Linked DNA regions of Homo sapiens: region 1 is linked to region 2. A link is an interaction called in ENCODE POLR2A ChIA-PET data of the cell type or tissue named here. Cell type or tissue: PC-9. All regions are shown on one strand. Each heading gives the region's core, and the rest is flanking DNA. Links, peaks and the distances in the headings are about the cores only. Region 1 overlaps CCN1 (cellular communication network factor 1). Region 2 overlaps COL24A1 (collagen type XXIV alpha 1 chain).

The links. Peaks named below come from ENCODE experiments on the same cell type or tissue, not always from the same donor. Only the 100,000 strongest peaks of a DNase experiment are listed, where the experiment ranks them.
Region 1: POLR2A ChIA-PET joins it to region 2 with 5 read pairs; 2 of 35 experiments call an interaction of 5 or more read pairs at or near these places.

Annotation. Positions count from the first base shown.
Region 1 is chr1:85,582,860-85,585,786 of GRCh38, reverse strand. It overlaps CCN1 (cellular communication network factor 1), which reads right to left. Exons shown (of 5, transcript NM_001554.5): 5 at 1,837-2,927. The coding sequence ends at 2,745. Among named protein-coding and RNA genes, the nearest start is that of CCN1, 3.6 kb to the right of the region's middle. In PC-9, for the core only: no CTCF peak of the experiment used is centred there; DNase peaks (open chromatin) are centred at 1,416 and 2,626; H3K4me3 peaks cover 1,080 bases; H3K27ac peaks cover 1,973 bases.
Region 2 is chr1:86,001,341-86,004,267 of GRCh38, reverse strand. All of the region lies in intron 19 of COL24A1 (collagen type XXIV alpha 1 chain), which reads left to right. Among named protein-coding and RNA genes, the nearest start is that of COL24A1, 150 kb to the left of the region's middle. In PC-9, for the core only: no CTCF peak of the experiment used is centred there; no DNase peak of the experiment used is centred there.

The DNA.
Region 1 (2,927 bases), core at 202-2,701, 420 kb after region 2:
ACTCTCTCAGTTCTAAAATCTCTACCAAAAAATAGCTCAAGACCACCAGGATCTTTTGGATTGAAAAGCAAGAACAACCCAAGGTCTTTACTGTGCATGGGAAGGTACATATATATTATAATGAATATTTCTATATGTAACTTCTATTTCATATATGCAGATGCATAATTTTTGGTTTGTTTTCTCAATATTTAAAGTGGGCAGAGCTCCATTCTGGATGTAGGTAAAACTTACGTGTTCTAAATATCATAATTTTATTCTCCACTACTTTTAATTTCTTCAGGTTTTTCTATAGCTAAACAAAAGACATAATTTGCTTGTATTCATCTTCTTTATTAATTGAACACACTTATTGTAAATGGAATTGGCACTTTCAATCACCCTCATTATATTTACTAGGATGAAATTAATAACCCAAAGATTCAGTGTTTTCCCATACTAGGTTCTGTTTCACATTTGAGCTTATTTGGACAAATACTACTTCCCTGCACACTGAAAGGATCTGTAAAATATTGCTCCTTGATCTCTGCATAAGAAGCAATTTGTTGGACTCCAGTGTTGGAGAGCAATACTTCAGGGTTGATGCTTGGGAATGTGTAAATCTTGCCTATGGATTTAGATGTCTGTTCAACAAGATTGCACCACAAAAGCCTCACACCTTTATTATGTTTCACACGTTACATTGCACTGACAAGTTTAACTGCATCCACGACTGGGCCAGCTGATGTTTAAATTCTCAAATACCTTAACATTTGAATGTCTCAGGCAAGAAACCTGACTATTCAGAAGGCACAAGCTGTAATATTTCAGGCAAGTCAAAATCAGAAGTGAAGGCTTTTGGCCATAGATTTTACTAGTGCATTTATATTAACCTCTATGCATTTCCATAAGGCTTTAAAACCATTTCTTAGGCAGTATTTTTCTGTGGGTCTTCATTAAAGTATGGATCTTATTTAATCTACTTGGAAAAATCCCTTCAGGATCCCAGGAGCTGTCCTCCTCCATTCCTTTTAAAAGCACTTTCTCTTCTGCCTAAAAACTCAAGTACTCTCTTAACTAAGTGCGGACTGAAATATTTCACTATGGATTTGAACAGGAGCCAACAGTGATGATGAAAGGAAAACTTCTCCCTATAAAAGGTTTATTGTCAGCGCTTTCTAAAGATGAAGATGCTTCTGAAACAGACTACTGACATTTTCACAAACATTGACACAGCCTTCTCAACCTCTCCTAGACCTATGATTTGGGTCCCTTTCTTTTAGGAATGCTCTGGACCTTTGACCTTCTGAATAGCCAACTCTATATAACTGCTCCCTCCCCCATCAATATAACGTATATTATAAAAAGGAAAGGGGGATGGGGTAGCTTGGCCCTCACGCTATTGGAAAAGTAGTTGAAATTCCTTGCATTCCTTTGCATTTAACAGCATGTTTACCTAATCACCGGCTTATTAGGATTAACACAAGTCATGCTTCAAGCTCATTTAGTGAAAACAAACTGACTCCTATAGACTCAGATTTTTCCTCATAACAGCCAAGGGTAAATTTCTAAGTAGTTCTAATTTTTAGGAACGGTATTGGGAAAATATAAAGTTATAAACAAGCAAGTCTTTAGAATACATTAATTATATTCAATCTTGCCCATGGGTCTGGATGTGGGCAGCCTGAGTTATGGACTACCCCTTTTCATTAAAGGGTTTCTCTACTCTACTAAAGTGGCATGCCCACTAACCTGGTGATTAAAATAATAAATTATTATAGCCATCTCACAGAGTGATGGAGACCCTTAGGCTTTATATTCTGATGAACATGAAGCGCTGTTTTCTTAAATCACAAATTTAGCTTCAGAATCTTTATTGTGCTTCATACAATGTCGTGTTCAATACATGTTTTTTAAACATTACTTTATATGCAAAGACTTTTCTCTACTGAAGGTATAAAAGCAATCATTATCTTATTTTAATAGCTTAATTCACTGCTGTATCCCAATAAGTCCTGTTTGAATAATTGAGTACGTGAGCTAGGTTGTTCCTAATGACTTTGGAGCACCTCTAAAAATACCGAATGGCATACACTCAGATATTAGGTAAATATTTCTTTATTAAATGGTTAATTCCATAAATAAAATCTTTTCACTGAATATAAAATTAAAATCATTTACAAATTATTCCAGTATTACATTTCCCCTCCCTCCCCAAAAGCTACATTTTGATAAATAAAACATTCAGTCTTAAAACACCTGATTTCTGTTTGCAGTTTAGAGTGCAGATAGCTGCCTCTCACAGACACTCATGGAGTGTCCCCCTTCAGGAAGGGATGGAATGCCCTCCCATTTACTTTTGTCAAAGGACGAATAAAAGCTTTAAACTGTCCAACTAATCTTATTATCTCTTTTACGACTGTAGAACCCCAAAAGGAAAAAAGCCTAGAGAAAATATGCTTAGCAAATAATTTACAAACAGAAAACAGAAAGTCATCAACTCCACAAGCTCCAAAATGAAGCAGTAACATGTGCTCCAATACTATGAAGCAAAGTATTCTCCAATCGTGGCTGCATTAGTGTCCATCCGCACCAGCACCCTTGGCAGTTTCGAAATACCTTAATGCTCCTCAAGAATGAGCAAGGCTTCCTTTCTACAATGAGTCCCATCACCCACACCACCCCCGCCCATTTTCTCCATGATTCTGATTCTGACACTCTTCTCCCTTGTTTGTCTAGGTGTGCCCTGGAAACCCAGGTAGCATTTAGTCCCTAAATTTGTGAATGTCATTGAACAGCCTGTAGAAGGGAAACGCTGCTTCATTGGCATGCGGGCAGTTGTAGTTGCATTTGCAGGACTGGATCATCATGACGTTCTTGGAAAATGTCTCCCCATCTTCGCAGCGGAACCGCATCTTCACAGTCCTGGTCAGCTGGGGCGTGCAGCA
Region 2 (2,927 bases), core at 266-2,765:
AAACTCTTACCCAAATAAATATCTGTCTCTGTGATGATGAACTGCTGATACTTCCAGGTTGGAAGGTGCCCAATGTAAGAAATTTGCCACCGAGTAGCTGGTTGCCTTCTTCGTGGAATGGTGACATAATGTGGACTTTGTTGGTCTTTTTTTGCTGACAAATGGAACTTTCAGAGGCAGCAGAAGCTGGAACATCCTTGGTAAGTGATAGTACATGCTGTTGGGCTCATACATAACTTCTGTCTCTACTACCATGTCTTCTCCATTCATTTGATACTCATGCCAATCTGGGAGTGACCAAAGATGAAGGCTGGCTAATGTCAACTGGCCAAGTCATTTTGTCTACTTGGTTTTTTATAACCTCCTTCATGGTATATGCTTCCTGGTGGGCATTAATGTGTGAGGGCGAACTCTTTATACTCTTTGCCTAATCCCATGTGTCTAGTCATGTGACTCTGTCTCAGATCTCTCTTCCTCTATTTTTTTTTCCTCCCAGGCCCCTGACCAGATAGCCATGCCATTGATTACTGCCGAGGAATCTATATATCCTCACTTCAGGTCACTTCTCTTGCCACACAAAAGATGATGAGCTGGTACACTGCTCACAGATCTACCCCTTAGGATGACTTTTTTCTTCTCTGTTGTTATTCAGAGTATGCATAAGTGTACCTTTTTTGCTGTTGCTATCCATTTTCAGCTAGAACTGCCTACCAAGCTGACCCAACCATAAATCAAGCTGAAGCTTTTTCTCCTCCTCCAGCTAGTCATATGGGAGCTATTTTCTCACCCTAACACATATTCCTGTAGTTATAAGCTAGGAGAAGGTAACTGCAGTGAGTGTGAAGGTGACATTGGGGTTTGGGCTACCTATTAATGCAGCTTACTTGTTCCCCCGGTCCCACTTGGGTTCAATTCTGTATATAACATTTCTCCAGTATAATGGATTGCTGCTAGTGCCCATCTGAATTTATGTCTTGGCAGCCTGACAGAACCCAGGACATAATGGCAAGTTCTAAGTGTGTGGTTACTTAATGTCCCATAGTCAAGTGTCCTTCCTTTACCAGGTTCCAGTAACACCAAAAACTGTTTCTCAAAAAGCATAGTATTTTCTGCTTCAGATGACATGGCCTTACTCCAGAATTCCAGAGGCAGCATTTGTTTCTCTCACTGCAAACTGCCATAGGCTCCATACTGCATCTTCTCCCACCATAATACCTCCAATACTAAAGGGTCTTCTGGATTAAATATGCAAGTGGCGGGACTGATTGTACCATGTCCTAGACTTATGATGTTGCCCTTTCCTGTTTTGGGTGCTGCTCAAAGCTAGCAGCCTACAGTGTCACCTGGTATATGGGCTAGAGTAGTATTCCTAGGTATAGAATGGTTTGCTCCTTAGACCCCAAAAGGTGTGCCTTTCCTTTTTTTGTGGTGGAGTATGTAAGACTCTCAATTTGCTCTTGCCTTAGAGGGGCTATTCAAGTATATCCCTAACCACTGGGATCCTAAATCTTCAGAAAATTGGCCAGCTTATGAATCTTTGAAGGGTGTATATCCTACCATCTTGAGTGCATGTGTCTTGCCAAATTCTCTATTGTACTAGCCATCTCTTGCTCATCTTGTTCAATCAGCATGACATCACGTATGTAGTGGATTGGGGTGATGTTCTGTGGTATTCACTGAAGGTTCAGATCTCTTCAGACTGAACCTGTATCATATGACAGAGGCAGGAGAACACAGGAAAACTGTAAGTGACTATTGTCCATCCTACATGAATGCAAACTAGTTTTTTATTATCTTTTTTAATTTTAAAGGAAAAAGTTACATTTGCTTAATTGGTGACTATATACCATTTATGGGAAGACTTAGTAATCTTCTCTAGCAATGATACTACATCTGACAAAGCAGCTGTAACTGGGGCTGTGGTAGTCTACAGTCACCCTCCAGAATCTATGCGATCTCCGCAGGGGTGCGCCTGGTGAATTCAGCGATGCTGTAATAGGGACCACCACCCCTAAATCTTTTAGGTTTTTAATGGTGGCACTAATCTATGACATCCCCCCACACACAATGTGACTGACAGTCATAGAGATGTAAGTGATTGGCTGATCATCAGAACCCAAAGATCCACCTATGGGAATATCTCTGCCTTTTATGCTCCTCTTTAGACAATCCAATTCTTATTATTCATTTTCAACAGATCTTTGGGGATATCTATTATATATGTCAATTACTAAGAAAAAAAGTGCAGAGGTGAATAAGATTAGGTCCTGACTTCAGGAGCTTATAGTCAAGAAGTCAATATTCAATTATCATTCCGTGTCAAAGCCTCTACTGTCTCTGTCTGTCTTTTTTCCCAGACATCAGGTTTGATTAGGTTTGATAAAATTAAAACTTAAAAATCAGGTCATCCCTTGAAAGTCTAGAATCAGTGCAGTCCTCAGAGAAAGTTGTAAATTGTTGAAGAACTTTTTTTCCTGAGGCTCTTAGTCTCTCCTTTGTGTGTGTGTGTATATATATTTCCTCCCTTGGGCATGAGTTCTTTTCCATCTCAAACAATCGGTGTGCTCTTTTTTTTCCCCTATAATTTGCCCTTCCCATCAAAGCCTGTTTTCATGGAAAGACCTGATAAATATATTTCAGTCCCAGCAGTAAATGATTATGAGCTAACTGCAATGTATTCCTCTTTCAAGGATATTTACATTTCAGCAATGAACAGAAACCTGAAACTAATGCAAAATGTCATTAATCAAAGAATTTAGGGTGTCATTTAGTGAGCAGGGAAAAACTTATGGATGACTAGAAACTTTCATACCTCTCAACTTAACCATACCATGCAAATGGTCATCTACTCAACTAAAAAGGCAGGACAGGACTGGCCACCATTTCTTGCTAGTGACTTCTAGTTAGGAAACTCAAATCTTCATAAG